Linked DNA regions of Homo sapiens: region 2 is linked to region 1. The links are chromatin loops, found by intact Hi-C in ENCODE. Cell type or tissue: mammary epithelial cell. All regions are shown on one strand. Links, peaks and the distances in the headings refer to the core of each region. The heading gives the core; the rest is flanking DNA.

The links. Hi-C counts contacts between places; a loop is a spot of excess contacts. Peaks named below come from ENCODE experiments on the same cell type or tissue, not always from the same donor. Only the 100,000 strongest peaks of a DNase experiment are listed, where the experiment ranks them.
Region 2: a loop joins it to region 1, with 2.5 times the contacts of the local background. A loop is called at or near these places in 5 of 110 quality-filtered maps.

Annotation. Positions count from the first base shown.
Region 1 is chr9:137,668,962-137,677,282 of GRCh38, forward strand. All of the region lies in intron 1 of EHMT1 (euchromatic histone lysine methyltransferase 1), which reads left to right. Among named protein-coding and RNA genes, the nearest start is that of EHMT1, 54 kb to the left of the region's middle. RefSeq lists enhancers at 4,476-4,585, 5,710-6,226. In mammary epithelial cell, for the core only: a CTCF peak has its summit at 4,036 (motif pointing right); no DNase peak of the experiment used is centred there.
Region 2 is chr9:137,716,719-137,725,039 of GRCh38, forward strand. EHMT1 (euchromatic histone lysine methyltransferase 1) reads left to right here. Exons shown (of 27, transcript NM_024757.5): 3 at 1-464. Among named protein-coding and RNA genes, the nearest start is that of EHMT1, 100 kb to the left of the region's middle. RefSeq lists enhancers at 5,463-6,381, 6,382-7,299. In mammary epithelial cell, for the core only: no CTCF peak of the experiment used is centred there; a DNase peak (open chromatin) is centred at 3,903; H3K27ac peaks cover 1,110 bases.

The DNA.
Region 1 (8,321 bases), core at 223-8,222:
CTGCAAGCTCCGCCTCCCAGGTTCTCGCCATTCTTGTGCCTCAGCCTCCAGATTAGCTGGGACCACGTGCGTGCGCCACTGACCCCCGCTAATTTTTCTATTTTTAGTACAGACGGGGTTTCACCATGTTGGGCAAGATCGTCTTGAACTCCTGATCTCAGGTGATCCGCCTGCCTAGGCCTCTCAAAGTGCTGAGATTACAGGCGTGAGCCACTGTTCCCGGCCTAGAAGTAGGTTCTTGATGTATCCTTCATGTCTCGTCTTCCCTCTCGCACCCTGCACCCTTCTCGCCCAGTGCTTACTGCTTGCTGGGTGCTGGTCTCCTGCTTAAAGAGCAGACTGAGGACCCCTGGAAAGACGCCCCCACAGCACGTGGACCCCACACCACCCAAGACGCTCCCACAGCACGTGCACTGGACTCCACCCAAGACGCCCCCCACAGCACGTGCACTCCACGACTGCACCCAAGACGCCGCCCACAGCACGTGCACTCACCTCCACCCAAGACGCCCCCCACAGCACGTGCACTGGACTCCTCCCAAGACGCCCCGCACAGCACGTGCACTCGACTCCTCCCAAGACGCCCCGCACAGCACGTGCACTCACCGACTCCACCCACTGTCTACCCAGGGCGCAGCCGCTCCAGCAGCTCTTCCCTGGCCCCTCCCCCACCTTCACTTTTTGCTCTCTTCGGAGCATTCATTGCCTTTAGTACACAGACTTGTGTCCCTATGTAAAAAAAAGCTTTGCTTTTGTTTTTTCTCTTTTTTTAAAAAAAAATTAATCTCCTTATGTTGTCCAGGCTGTTCTTGAACTCTTGGCCTTAAGTGATCCTCCCATCTGGGCCTCTCAAAGCGCTGATATTACAGGTGTGAGCCATGATGCCTGGGCCAAAAAGATTTTTTTGGAGACGGAGTCTTGCTCTGTCGCCCAGGGTGGAGTGCAATGGCGTAATCTCGGCTCTCTGCAACCTCTGCCGCCCGGGTTCAAGCAATTGTTCTGCCTCAGCCTCCCCACACAGCCTCAGCTGGGTTTACAGGTGTGTGCCATCACGCCCAGCTAATGTTTTTGTATTTTTAGTAGAGATGAGGTTTCACCTTGTTGGCCAGGCTGGTGTCTAACTCTTGGCCTCAAGTGATCCGCCTGCCTCAGCCTCCCAAAGTGCTGGGATTACAGGCGTGAGCCACCGCGCCTGGGCTGAAAAAAGCTTTTCTTGATCCTGCTTCCCACCAGCTTCACGTCAGTTCTTTGCCCTTCTTTGCGCCAAACTCCTCCAAAGATTTGTGTTTTTTTCATGGTGTGTGCATCCTCCCTCATTCTCCCTTAGATCCTTAGTCAGACCTTGCACCTCCACCCCCAGGGCAACAAAACCATCCTGGTTAAGGTTTCTGTCGGTAGCCTTCCTCCCTTGGCTAGTCCCCTCTCCTGCCCTGACCCGGTAGTGTCCTCACTTAGTCCTTGGGCCTTGCTATCCTGCCCCCTCCCCCCGGTGCTGGGTGCAGCTCAGCCTCTGGACTCTGGTGTCCTGTGCCCACGTGCGAGCTCCGTTTCCTGCTCCCTTCATGGCTTCCCATCTGCCTCCCTCCTCTTTGCCCTTCTTGCAGGTGCTTCTGCCTTCTGACTTCCTCAGTCTCCCATCTGCGCCTCTCTCTTCTGACTGGTTTCCCTGGCCACCTGTCCTTCTGGGGGCAGGTCTGCAGCATATCAGCCCAGGGAACCAGTTAGTCCTCACTGAGGCCCTGCCCCTCCTGGCTCCAGTTCCTACGGGCCTGTCTGCGCGTCTTCCTCGTGTAGCCTCCCTGGGGTCTAGCGGGGCTTAGCGCTCTCCTGGGGGCTGTGTCCAGGGGAAGGAGAAGCCAGAGCTGCCTTTCCATTCTCTGTCCGCTCGCCTTTGCCGCCGTCTTCCTTCTGGGAGGGCTTTCTCGGAGTGCAGGCTACCTTTTCTCTTTCTTGCTGCCCTACCTCCTGTGGCCACACCCTCTGGCCTGTGGGTCTTGGCTTGGCTTTGTCATCGTCCACTGTTGTGTGACTCTTGTTCCAGGGTAAGCCGCTGTGCACGTGGTTGAATGTAACAGAGGGCTGTCCCGGGCCGTGAGCTGTGTCAGAACTCTGAACCCTTCCAGGGCCACCGTGTGCTTGACTTACAGATTAGTGAGGGTGTCTTGCCTATAGTTAACTGTTTTCCCGTATAATTATTCTGTTAACCCTTTTATAGCTAATAAGTGAGCGGAAATTCTTAATTTTTTTTCATTCAGTGTAAGAAAAAAGCAGAAGGAAATATACAAAAAGTTAACTTGGTTATTTCTGAATTGTGGGATTGCCAGTGATTTTGTATGTTTTGGAATATAATAAAGTTTTTTTACAGAGAGCATGTATTAGCTTTACAGTAAGAAAAAATTAATGGAAACCCTCATTTATATGTAACAATTCATATGATTAACGCTTATCACTTAAGAAAACATATAGTAAAAACCTGAAGGGAAGATGACCCTGAAGTTAGATAATGCCCTGTCAAAACAAAGCGACCCAAAGACCCGAAGAGTTGGATCCTTTTCTTTCTTTTTTTTTTTTTTTTTTTTTCGAGACAGAGTTTCGCTCTGTCTTCCAGGCTGGGGTGCAGTTGTGTGACCTTGGCTCATTGCAACCTCTGCCTCTCGGGCTCAAGCTATTCTCCCACCACAGCCTCTCAGGTAGCTTGGACTACAGGCGTGTGCCACCATGCCCAGCTAATTTTTTGGGTATGTTTTGTAGAGATGGGGTTTTGCCGTGTTGCCCAGGCTGAGCTTGAATCCCTGAGCTCAAGCTTTCCACCAGCCTTGGCCTTCCAAAGTGCTGGGATCACAGGCATCAGCCACTGTGCCTGGGCCTGAATCCTATACTTGGAATCCTGATGAAATAAGGACCCCAACCCTGCAGTGCTGTGGTCCAGGCCTTGCCCCGACATGTGGCTGTGGAGAGGCCGTGGCCCCTTAGTCCTTGTGTTCGTGCTGCGCCCCTTCTCCCTGCACTCAGTGAAGCTCCCCCAGCACTTCCTGTCCAGCAGACATGACAGTGCAGAGACCCCAGGATTCTTCCAGGGCTCCGGCTACATACAGATGTGAAGCATTATTTACCTTTCGCTCTCATTCTGTGCTGAGTGTCAGGCACGAGATGTGTGATAGTGCCATAGAGGGCGTGCAGCAGGCGGTGTGAGCATCTGGCTCTGCTGACTGGAAAAGATAGGTGCACAAATGTAAAACCGTATCACTTTTGTTTCTTTTTTTAAAAGAATACTTCATTTTCATAAAGTGTTTTATGTTAACGCGTAGTAGGTTTATTGTTATTTGTACAGGAGGTTTTGACAAATGGTAAAACTAACTTGATGCCATTTTCATAAAGTATTTTATGTTAACATGTAGTAGGTTTATTGTTATTTGTACAGGAGGTTTTGACATAGTAACACTAACTCGGTGGCATTTTCATAAAGTAAATTTTATGTTAGCACGTAGTAGGTTTATTTTATTTGTACAGGAGGTTTTGACATGGTAACACTAACTTGGTGCCATTCTGGCAACTCGTGGACAAAATCCCTTTGGGGTACTCAGTGTGTTTAGAGTGTGACGTGGTCTTGAGAATGAAAAGTTTGGGAATTGTTGTTTTACCGTAAACCAAAGCGCCTGGCGCAGTACTGCAGTGAACTAACCAACCAACCAACCAGTTTCTGCCTCTCGTAGAGCTGACATTCTGATTGGGGATAAGTTTCACATTTTTGTGTCATATCCTTCAAAATAGTCAACTCCTTAGGTTTAATGTCTTTTTATCAACATGGAGATTTTGAATGAAATTCAGCCATGAGTGTGTGTTTGTTTTCCCATGCTATCTCAATCGTATTACAGAGCAGTGTTGTGGAAACATTTAAAAAACAATCTCTGACATGAGTAGGAATGTGGTCTTCTACCAGGAACTTTACCGATTGCAGAGAATTTATTAATATTACTACTATACCTTGTGGTTTTCTGCATGCAGGTTTAAGCCTGCATTTACACTTCTAACCACAAGGTGGTGCTTTTGTTCTAGGTCCGAAGGCTGACACCGGGCTGGATGGAGCTTGAGAACCAGTTTTATATGGGTTGCTTTTTTGCCAATTTAAGATGATTCTGCTTTGAAGTGCTTAGCAAAGAACCTTACCTTCCTTTTGCATCAGGGTTGTCTCATCTTAGAGTGACATCCTAGAGTGTGTAGGAACCTCCCAGCAGGTGTTTATTGAGCACCCCTTACTTGTGTGCTAGTCTGGGTGCCTGGTGGTGCTCAGAGCTGGCCTGGACCAAGTCCCCAGGGGTTTGTGGTCCCTCACCATTCTCGACTGCTGCTTTTATATTTGTTGTATTTCTGATAGGACCGTTGCTCACGTTGCTCTTCTGATCTGAAAAAAGAAATAGGCTTCTCATTTTTTCATGGTGTGTAAGTTCTGTACAGCCTTATTTTTATGTCTCATGTTGTTCTGAAGAGGAGATGGGTGTCCTGGGAGGCAGGGCAGCTGTGTCCAGCTGCAGTGTCCCTGGTGGCTGAGCTGAAGGCAGTGTGAAGCTCCGGCCTCGAGGATGTGCCAGGGAGTGTGTGGAGGTCATGTCTGTGTCCCTCCCTCAGACCCGCACTCCCAGCCTGTGCTTTACACCAGACAACTCCTGGCGAAACTGCGCTGCTGCCCTGCCTGGCACTGGCCCTGCCCTCAGGGAGGCTCTGGCCGGGGCTGCCAGTGTTCATCAGTGTCTTCAAAACTTGTTTCTCACATTAGAAAAATGTTAAGGCCCGTCATTTCATGGTGGTAATTGTGTGAGAGTATGTATGAATTGAAAAGATGGAAAATGACACAATTACTATGAATATAGTAAGATTAAAAAACAGCATCTGTATGTGTCAACATATTACTTAGCCTCCCGGAGCCAATACTAGCAGGACCTGAGAGTCTGTGGGTCCCTCCTAGGGCTGTACTGTTCTCTGGAGCCTGGGGGCTGAGGCCTTGATTGGGGGCAGGACAATCTGTTGTCTTGGAATAGAGCCCAGGAGGCCCAGACAAGGTGCTGACCAGCTAAAGCTGCTTTTTTCACACACTGTTTGAAATACGGTTAGTGGAGAGAGGCAGTGGGGCGATCCAGGGTGGGCAGGGAGACGTTCTAAAACACCAAGGCATTCCTCACAGGGTCTGGAGCGCAGTGAGCTTAGAAAACCAGCACCGTAACACATGCTGCCCTTTACGAGGCAGTGGTGGGGCGAGGGGGGCTGCACGTGTGACCCGCCTGCACCAGGGCCTCCTGAAGGCCAACCTCTCCATCGAGCCCTGTTCTGAGACCAAATTCCAGGTGCCGAAAGACATTAAACAGGATTGTGCTCTTCACTGGCATCTATCAAAGAGCACCAACATGATATAAATTAAAACCCACAGTAAAATCTCTCAGAATTCCGTCCCCTTTTCTGGCTCTCCCACACTCTGCAGGCTGACGGAGAATCTCACTGTTGGCCAGTGTCCCCAGATGCCCTGACTCTCGGCTCCAGCGCTCTTTCTTTGTGTTCTGTCTGGTCTAGAAGAGCAAGTCCAGGTAGCTGTGGCGCCGCCTGTGCCTTGCCTCCTGCAGTCTGCCTACGATTGCACGACTCACCTCTTGATGTGTGAGACCCGCATTTATATTTAATCATCATCTTAGAGTATATTCTTCCAGTAGTTGTAGAATACGTATTTTGTGCCCATGCTAGGTGCCCGGGTTGCAAAGGTGGATTGGGGCTCCTTTTGTAAGTGGGAGGCAGGCTTGTGTGGGTCACCACAGGGCAGCCCGTGATGAGCTGCAAGGGCCATCTGAGCCCCAAAAGCTCGCTGCATAGTTGGAGAGTCGCGGGAAGCAGGGGGAAGGGTGATGGTCTGGGCCCTACTGCTGCTGGAATTTTAAGTAGCTCAGTGTGACTGGCACATAGGATTTCTGACCTGAAAATCATTGGGCTAGGTTAGAAATCTGCAAACTTCTGTAAAGGACCAGGTATGTGGGGTGTGGGCCGCGTAAGGTCTCTGATGCATATTCTTTTTTATTTTTACAACTTAAAAAATTAAAAAAAAATTCATTCTTAGCTTGTGGGAAGTAAGAAAGCAGGCTGGGCTGGATTTGGCCCGGGGGCCGCACGCCTGGCCTAGATTGCTGTAGCTCCTTCTGTGCCTTGTCATGAAGTGTGAACTTGATTCCATGGGCAGTGGGAAGCCACTGAATTTTTAAAGAAGATGATGGTAAGGTCACAATTTTAGAAAGATAATTTTAACTGCAGAATAGATGCTAGACTGAAAAGGGGAGAGGCTGGAATTAGAAAAATGAGTTGCTAGATTATTCCTATTACCACTGACTTGAGAATAATGTGGCTTAAAATAAGGTAGCGGTGGAATTTGATGGAATATTTAGGAGGCATAGAATTTGGTGACCAATAGGGGGGTTGGTGTGAGGGAGCATGAGTAGTTCATTTTCTCTTTTACTTTTTAAATTTTATTTATTTATTTATTTTTGAGATAGAGTCTTGCTCTGTTGCCCAGGCTGGAGTGCAGTGGCGTGATCTCTGCTCACTGCAAGCTCCACCTCCCAGGTTCCCGCCATTCTCCTGCCTCAGCCTCCCGAGTAGCTGGGACTACAGGTGCCGGCCACCACGCCCGGCTAATTTTTTTTTTTTTTTTTTTTTGAGACAGAGTCTCGCTCTGTCACCAGGCTGGCTCACTGCAACCTCCACCTCCCGGGTTCAAGCGATTCTCCTGCCTCAGCCTCCTAAGTAGCTAGGATTACAGGCGTGCACCAACCACGCCCGGCTAATTTTTTTTTTTTTTTTTTTTTTTAGACGGAGTCTCGCTCTGTCGCCCAGGCTGGAGTGCAGTGGCGGGATCTCGGCTCACTGCAAGCTCCGCCTCCCGGGTTCACGCCATTCTCCCGCCTCAGCCTCCCAAGTAGCTGGGACTACAGGCGCCCGCCACTACGCCCGGCTAATTTTTTGTATTTTTAGTAGAGACGGGGTTTCACCGTTTTTAGCCGGGATGGTCTCGATCTCCTGACCTCGTGATCCGCCCGCCTCGGCCTCCCAAAGTGCTGGGATTACAGGCGTGAGCCACCGCGCCCAGCCTAATTTTTTTATTTTTAGTAGAGATGGGGTTTCACCATGTTGGCCAGGCTGGTCTTGAACTCCTGACTTCAAATGATCCACCCGCCTCGGCCTCCCAAAGTGCTGAGATTACAGGCGTGAGCCACCGCGCCCGGCCATTACGCCTGACTAATTTTTTTTGTATTTTTAGTAGAGAGAGGGTTTCACCGTGTCAGCCAGGATGGTCTTGATCTCCTGACCTCGTGATCTGCCTGCCTCGGCCCTGCAAAGTGCTGGGATTACAGGCGTGAGCCACCGCGCCCGGCCTATATTTTATTTTTTTAGACAGGGTCTCACTCTGTTGCCCAGGCTGGAGTGCAGTGGCGCGATCTCTGCTCGCTGCAACCTCCGCCTCCCGGGTTCAGGTGATCCTCCTGCCTCAGCCTCTGAAGTAGCCGGGACTACAGGTGTGTACCACCACACCCGGCTAATTTTTACATTATCTGTAGAGACGGGGTCTCCTTATGAGACAGCCAAATGCCTAGGCAGATAAAAAGGAGTCCCCGGAGAATCTCCGCCCTGCCCCCGCAAGCCTTTACGCCAAATGCTTTTGTGCAGAGGAGGGAACCTGCCCACAGGGGACTGGAGTCCGCATGAGCAGTGGGGGAAGTGGGTGGAGCCACAGGGGACTGGAGCCCACATGCGCACTGGGGGAAGTGGGTGGGGTCACGGAATTCCGCCTTCCGCAGGGGAGGAGCTTCTCTTTTCAGTTCCTGGGTGAGGGCCTGGGATTCCATCTGTGAGATGGGGGTCCTGTAAGCAGGACTCCATCCCGCTTTGCTGAGAATTTTTTTTTTTCCCTTTTTGCCCAATAAAACCTTGCTCTACTCACCCTTTAGTGTGTCCTGTCCTCATGTCTAAATTTTCCTGGTTGTGTGACAAGAACCGGATTTTAGCTGAACTAAGGAGCAAAATTCTCCAACGCTTTTGTTGCCCAGGCTGATCTTGAACACCTGGGCTCAAGCGATCTTCCCACCTCGATCTCTCAAGGTGCTGGGATCACGGACATGAGTTGTCACAGCCAGCCACTGACTGGAGTTTTTTTTTTTTAAGACAGAGTTTCGCTCTGTCGCCCAGGCTGGATTGCCGTGACGCAATCTCTGCTCATTGCAACCTCCACCTCCCAGGTTTAAACGATTCTCCTGTCTCAGTCTCCCAAGTAGCTGGGATTACAGCGTGTG
Region 2 (8,321 bases), core at 1-8,000, 48 kb after region 1:
ACAGCGATGCCAGCAGTCATGCAAATGCTGCAAAGCACACTCAGGACAGCGCAAGGGTCAACCCCCAGGATGGCACCAACACACTAACTCGGATAGCGGAAAATGGGGTTTCAGAAAGAGACTCAGAAGCGGCGAAGCAAAACCACGTCACTGCCGACGACTTTGTGCAGACTTCTGTCATCGGCAGCAACGGATACATCTTAAATAAGCCGGCCCTACAGGCACAGCCCTTGAGGACTACCAGCACTCTGGCCTCTTCGCTGCCTGGCCATGCTGCAAAAACCCTTCCTGGAGGGGCTGGCAAAGGCAGGACTCCAAGCGCTTTTCCCCAGACGCCAGCCGCCCCACCAGCCACCCTTGGGGAGGGGAGTGCTGACACAGAGGACAGGAAGCTCCCGGCCCCTGGCGCCGACGTCAAGGTCCACAGGGCACGCAAGACCATGCCGAAGTCCGTCGTGGGCCTGGTAATTTTGTGTCTTCTCTTGCTGTTTCCTTTTTCCCATCTCTTTTGTTTTAATAACGGCAAATGGACTTTGGTGCATTGAGGAGAAGCCAGTAAGTGTCAGTGGTTATCCGACAGGGCCTATGAGGAGCTAGGAGAAGGCCGGGAGCAGTGGCTTACAGCTGTTATCGCAGCACTTTGGGAGGCTGAGGCGGGTGGATTGCTTGAGCCTAGGAGTTTGAGACCAGCCTGGGCAGCGTGGCGAAACTCAAATGCAAAATTTTGTAAAAAATGCAAAAATTAACTGGGCATAGTGGTGCGTACCTGTAGTCCCAGCTACTCAGGAGTGTGAGGTGGGAGGATTGCTTGAGCCTGGTGGAGACTGCAGTGAGCCCGGATCACCTCACTGCACTCCAGCTTGGGCACCAGAGTGAGACCCTGTCTCAAAAAAAAAAAAAAAAAAAAAGAGATGCTGCTAATGCCTTGTGCGTGAGTGACAAAGCGGAGTGATGCCAGGTGACGCCTCGCTTCCTTCTTGTGCTTTCTCTTCTCACAGGATTCTGTTGCTCTCTGTAGAAACGTGTCAGATCCTTTCAAGGAGGCCACGGCCTCTTCTGCTTTGGACATTGGGGCTTTCACTCCAGCTAGGGAAGACTCAGCCCTGACCCTGTTTCATTGAGAAGTGAATAGAAATGAACTTGGTTAGGGCCAGAATGTCACAGAAGTGAGGGGCAAAGGGCCACCTGGAGACATGCCGAGGTCTCCCTCCCAACCCTGAGCTGCTGGGCTCAGCCGTACCTTGAGAGCAGAATGAGTCTTGAATCCTGAGCGCTTCACACACAGGGCGCGCCCACCCCTCGCATGCACCATGATTTTCACACGCAGGGTGCGCCCACCCCTCACGCACTGTGATGATTTTCACACACAGGGCGCGCCCGCCCCTCACGCACCGTGATGATTTTCACACACAGGGCGCGCCTGCCCCTCACACGCACCGTGCTGATTTTCACACACAGGGCGCGCCCGCCCCTCACGCGCACCGTGCTGATTTTCACACACAGGGCACGCGTGCTTCTCACACATGCTGTGCTGGACTGATCACCAGATCTTACGTGGTGCATACACGATACAGGTTTTCAAAGTGTTCATGGTGCTTTTAGTGTGCTCTCTCAGTTTGATGTGAATTTGGGTGTAAGTTCTAGGTTTGTGATCACATTCCCGTGGAATTTTCTCTCTCTGACATTGCTGGTGAACATTCTGACAGCACTTTCTTGTCATTTGTTTGTAGATCGTTTGCTCTTTCCCCTCAGCCACTGTTTAGGGCTTCACAGCCCTGTCAATTGGAGGATTTGTGTCTTCAGCTCCAGAAGGATGCTCTGTATGAGTTTTCTTCTGTTTTCTTCCCATGGAGCTCCTCTTAAATGGCCGGCTCTTCTGTCCTCCTGGGCAGTTCTCTGTCTGTTTCCAGCTTCCTTACTGGTTCCTCAGCCCTTCCCCTTCTTGCTGTTCATCCCATATATTGATATATTTTATTCTGACATAAATTTTTTTCATGCCCAGTATCTCTGATTAGTTCTCTCTCTTTTTCTTTTTCTTTTTCTTTTTTTTTTTTTGAGACGGAGTCTTGCTCTGTCACCCAGGTTAGAGTGAAATGGCGCGATCTCAGCTCACTATAACCCCCGCCTCCCAGGTTTAAGTGATTCTCATGCTTCAGCCTCCCAAGTAGCTGGGACTACAGGCGCCTACCACCACACCTGGCTAATTTTTGTATTTTTAGTAGAGATGAGGTTTCACCATGTTGGCCAGGCTGTTCTTGAACTGACCTCAGGTGATCCATGCGCCTCGGCCTCCCAGAGTGCTGGGATTACAGGTGTGAGCCACCGCGCCCGGCCTGATTAGTTCTTTTAATTTAAAAAATACTGAATTCTATCTTGCGTTATCTTTCAAAAGACGGTGATTATAATTCTTCTATAATCTCTGTTGTAAATTCTGATTCCTCAAGTGGGGGTTCTCTTGGACTTGACACCTCCTGTTTGTGACTTTTTTTTCCTCTCAGATTTAGCTTTTTCCCCCACCAGGGTGTCTCCATCTTTGTTTCTGTCATAGTGTCTCAGCCTGACTATGAGTGCTGTGTGCGTTTTCTGTGGCCTGTCTGCAGTGACCACAGTGGGTGGTGGGCACACTGTGGGGCTGGACTGCTGGCTCCTCAGGGGGTGGTGGGTGCGTTGTGGGCCGGACTGCTGGCTCCTCAGGGGCCCACAGCTGCTGGGTGTTGCGTCCTCTCCTAGGACAGATAAGGCGGGCACCTCGTGGTGCGGACAACTGCCCTAGCCCTGGGGCTTCTCCACTCCCAGGCTGGCCGGCCTGACCCGACCTCAACCTTTTGCAGTATTCTTCTGTACATGGCAAAGCTTTAGAAAATCTTAAAAATAATTACAGTGTCACAGGAAACTGCAAAAAAACCTTTCACCAAGCTTCCTTCAGTGGTGATGTCTTTGATAACTAGAGGACAATGTCAGACCCAGGATGCTGACATTGGTAAAGTCCGTGGGGCTTACTCAGTTTCACCATCACCTGTGTGCACGTGCATCACGTGCAGGGTGTTCTGTGCAGTTTACCGTGTGTGGATGTGTGGAAACACCACTACAGTCGAGATGCCGAACCCCCTCCACACCAGGACACATGAGGTGCCGAACCCCCTCCACACCAGGACACAGTCGAGGTGCCGAACCCCCTCCACACCAGGACACAGTCGAGGTGCCGAACCCCCTCCACACCAGGACACAGTCGAGGTGCCGAACCCCCTCCACACCAGGACACAGTCGAGGTGCCGAACCCCCTCCACACCAGGACACAGTCGAGGTGCCGAACCTCCTCCACACCAGGGCACAGTCGAGGTGCCGAACCCCCTCCACACCAGGGCACAGTCGAGGTGCCGAACCCCCTCCACACCAGGGCACAGTCGAGGTGCCGAACCCCCTCCACACCAGGACACAGTCGAGGTGCCGAACCCCCTTCACACCAGGGCACAGTCGAGATATGGAACCCCCCACACCAGGGTCCCTGACGTCACCCTGTGTAGCCACCAACCAGACCTGAACCTGTGCCAGCCTCTCATCTGCAGATTCCATTTTTATAATTTTGTCATTTCTTTTTTTTTTAAGACAGGATCTCACTCTGTCACCCAGGCTGGACTGCAGTGGCCTGATCACAGCTCTTTGCAACCTCTGCCTCCCAGGCTGAAGTCATCCTCCTGCCTCTGCCTCCTGAGTAGCTGGGTTTACAGATGTGCACCACCCTGCCCGGCTGATTTTTATATTTTTGTAGACAAGGGATATTGTCTTGTTGGCCAGGCTGGTCTTGAATTCCTGAGCTCAAGTGATCTGCCCTCCTCGGCATCCCAAAGTGCTGGGATTATGGGCATGATCCAACGTGCCCGGCCTATTTCTGATTTTATATAAATGGAATTATAATGTATGTAACCTTTTGAGAGTAGCTTTTGTCACTCAGCATAGTTCTCTTAAGATCATCCAAGTTACGTCATTAGCCCGTCCCGTTCTCTGCTGAGGCCTTGGTGTTCTGTGGGGTGTGGACAGCCTTGTACGTCGGCACTCACCCGCTGAAGGACACTGGGCATTTTTACTTTAGAGCTGCTCGGGGCATTTACGTACACGTTTTGGATGTAAGATTTACTTCTGTGGGTCAAACACACAGGAGCATAATCACTGGGTTCTATGGCCTTCGGGTGTTTCATTGAACGAGGAAATTGCTGAACCACACTCCAGAGTGGCTGCAGCCTTTCACACGCCCACCGGCGATGTTGCAGTGGCCGCCTTTCTCCCCTCCTCGCCGGCGTCCTCGCCAGCGTTAGCTCTTACCCACTTTTTATTTAGCGCTTCTGTTGGGTGCGCTGGTGTTTCCTCGAGGCTTCAGCGTGCGTATCCCTGTGACTGCTGATGGGGAGCATCCTCTCCCAGACTTCTCACACTCACCCCTCCCAGACTTCTCACACTCACCCCCTCCCAGACTTCTCACACTCACCCCTCCCAGACTTCTCACACTCACCCCTCCCAGACTTCTCACACTCGCCCCCTCCCAGACTTCTCACACTCACCCCTCCCAGACTTCTCACACTCACCCCCTCCCAGACTTCTCACACTCACCCCTCCCAGACTTCTCACACTCACCCCCTCCCCTCTCACCCCCTCCCACGCCTCACCCCCTCCCACGCCTCTCACCCCCTCCCACGCCTCTCACCCTCTCCCACGCCTCTCACCCTCTCCCACGCCTCTCACCCTCTCCCACGCCTCTCACCCTCTCCCACGCCTCTCACCTTCTCACACGCCTCTCACCCTCTCCCACGCCTCTCACCCTCTCCCACGCCTCTCACCTTCTCCCACGCCTCTCATCCTCTCCCTCTCCCACGCCTCTCACCGTCACCCTCTCCTACATCTCTCACCCTCATCCTCTCCCACGCCTCTCACTCTTGTTCCCTCCACGCCTCTCACGCTCATCCCCTTGCACATTGCTTTGCTGTCGGTGTGTCATCTTTGGTGAAATGTCTTTCAGACTTCTGCTCGTTTTATGATTGCATTGTTTTGTTAGCTTTGAGAGTTCTGTATATGAGTGTTTGTCAGCTATGTGGTTTCCAGTATTTTCTGCTGGTCTGAAGCTTCTCTTCTTTCTCTCAAAAGGTCTTTCACAGAGCAAAGGTGTTTCATTTTGATGAAGTCCGGTTTATCAGTTTTCTCCTGTGGATTGTGCTGTTGGTGTTGTGTGTGATAACTCTTCACCTAGCCCTAGATCTCAATTTCTCTAATTTTTTTTTTTTTTCAGTCTTACGTGAACTTTAAATCTGTGATCCATTTTGAGTTAATGTTTGTATAAAGTCTGAGGCTTGGGCTGAGGTTGAATTTATTTTTGCCTGTGGATGGCGCCCCAGTCACAGTTTTAAAACTCACGTTAGAAACTGTACATCATTCGTCTCTCTGAAGTTATGCTTTTATTACAGTCCTACTTCCAGGATTTTATTCTCATATATTTTTATTCGTGAGGATCTTTTATTGTCATCCTATTACATTCCTTTAGGGAAAAAAAGCAATTTGAAATTTTTAGAAAATTCTCTGACCATGAGGCTTATTTAAGTGATCGCTTTTTTCTGGATTGAGTAATTAAAGTGTAATTGATTACAGCACATCATTTGGTTGAAAATTAGTGAACATTCACAGGCTGGTCTGTTGTAGGAAAAGAGAACTTGAGTGTTTTGAGGCTTCGGAACCTGGTTTCCTGAAGACTCTCCACTGCCTCTCCGCACCCTGGAGAACTTGCTGTGCTCCTGGGGGAGTCTGCAGGAGAAGGAGGGGGTGGACTGAGCCAGGGCAGGGCTGTGTGTGTGGGCCCCACGGAGGTGGTGCGGCAGAGACTATGGGTGGGAGGGTGCCTGCCCTGCACCTGCGGTGTGCTCTGTGTCTCTGGGCCCCACGGAGGTGGTGCGGCAGAGACTGTGGGTGGGTGGGTGCCCCCCTGTGCCCCCGGTATGCTCTGTGTGGGCCCCACAGAGGTGGTGCGGCAGAGACTGTGGCGGTAGGGTGCCTGCCCTGCACCCGGAGTGTGCTCTGTATCTGTGGGCCCCACGGAGGTGGTGTGGCAGAGACTATGGGAAGGTGGGTGCCCCCCTGTGCCCAGGGTGTGCTCTGTGTCTGTGGTTCTGGGCCTGAGCCCGGGGTGTGTCTGTGTCTGTGGTTCTGGGCCTGAGCCCGGGGTGTGTCTGTGTCTGTGGTTCTGGGCCTGAGCCGGGGGTGTGTCTGTGTCTGTGGTTCTAGGCCTGAGCCCGGGGTGTGTCTGTGTCTGTGGTTCTGGGCCTGAGCCCGGGGTGTGTCTGTGTCTGTGGTTCTGGGCCTGAGCCGGGGGTGTGTCTGTGTCTGTGGTTCTGGGCCTGAGCCCGGGGTGTGTCTGTGTCCGTGGTTCTGGGCCTGTGCCCGGGGTGTGTCTGTGTCCGTGGTTCTGGGCCTGAGTCCGGGGTGTGCCTGTGTCTGTGGTTCTGGGCCTGAGCCCGGGGTGTGCCTGTGTCCGTGGTTCTGGGCCTGAGCCCGGGGTGTGCCTGTGTCTGTGGTTCTGGGCCTGAGCCCGGGGTGTGTCTGTGTCCGTGGTTCTGGGCCTGAGCCCGGGGTGTGTCTGTGTCCGTGGTTCTGGGCCTGAGCCCGGGGTGTGTCTGTGTCCGTGGTTCTGGGCCTGAGCCCGGGGTGTGCCCTGTGTCTGTGGTTCTGGGCCTGAGCCCGGGGTGTGCCCTGTGTCTGTGGTTCTGGGCCTGAGCCCGGGGTGTGTCTGTGTCTGTGGTTCTGGGCCTGAGCCCGGGGTGTGTCCGTGTCTGTGGTTCTGGGCCTGAGCCCGGGGTGTGTCCGTGTCTGTGGTTCTGGGCCTGAGCTCGGGGTGTGTCTGTGTCTGTGGTTCTGGGCCTGTGGCCCGGGGTGTGCCCGTGTCTGTCTGGGCCTGTGGCCTCTCCACCCTTCAGGATTTCCTGCCACCCCAAACCCAATTTAGTCTTGTTTGGTATTTTTTTAAAGCCACAATTTATTGAAAATTACGTTTTAAAAAGTCATTCCAGTGATAAAACGAATGTTGCAGGCTTTAATAAATCCAATATTCTCATAAAAGTTTAAACATGAAGGTGTTGTCACGGCTGCAGTCTCACGATCCCGTGGCCAGAACCAAGGGATTTGGACCCTGTATCCAGCGTTAATCCCCATCATAAAGCCCCAGCTCAGAGCGAGGCCTGCTCACTGGCAGCTTCACTGTTGTTAGGGCAAAGAAAGTGGAAGTCGCCGGAAGGGAACATTTTTTTCTACCTGGAAATGCTTGTTACTGTGACCTGGTTGGCAGCTCCATTTCCTTGTAAATTGTGCCCACTCCAGGAGGCGTCAGCATGGGGCCCCTTGTTTTTCTCTCTGTGTGTGTGTTTCCACACCTCACCTCCTGGTACCCACTCTAGGCTCTAGTTGCTGGGAGAGAGGTGGTGCCTGTTGGTCTGCACTGGAGGTGGTTCTTAGCAATTGTGTGAAGAAGTGCTGCTAAGTGTCCTACTGTGTGACTCACCCTGGTGCACAGCCCACCGCCCCACCCCCGCCCTGCCAGGAGGGAGGAGCCTCAGCGAAGGGGCCTCCCGCCCCCACAGGAGGGAAGAGCCTCGGGGAAGGGCTGCCCTCCCAGAGCCAGGCCCTGTGGAGATGGGATGGGCCGGCCGTGCTGCCTCCATGGCTAGGTCTTTCCTTGTGCTTTGTTAGGTAACAAGAGTCCCAACAAAACCTAAATCTAGAATTCTCACCTCAGTTAAGCCATTCTTAGTCTTACTGTTGAGATTCTTGAAAATAACCTTTTAAATTAAAGAATAGGTGTGTGTACCTCGGCAAGAATTAGCCTCACATGGCTATTTTCTCTTCAGGTTTTGTTTTTGTACCTTCATCAATATGTACTTTGAAAGCGCATTTTGTGTTTGTAAGCACCAGCTGAAGGGGAGAGCCACGTGAGCCAAACAGCCTGGTCGGTGGTTTGTAGGTGACATAAAGGGGGACCGACTCCTGAGTTCTAACAGTGGCTTCACTGCAGTCAAACCTGGTGTGCTGGAGAAAGACCAAGAAACGTTATACAGCAGACGTGTGGCATTCGTGTGGTAGACTTGTGGCATTCGTGTGGCAGACGTGTGGCATTCGTGGGGCAGACGTGTGGCATTCGTGGGACAGATGTGGCATTCGTTGGGCATTCGTGTGGCAGGCTTGTGGCATTCGTGGGGCAGGCGTGTGGCATTCATGGGGCATTCGTGTGGCAGACGTGTGGCATTAGTGTGGCAGGCGTGTCACATGGGGCAGGCGTGTGGCCTTCGTGG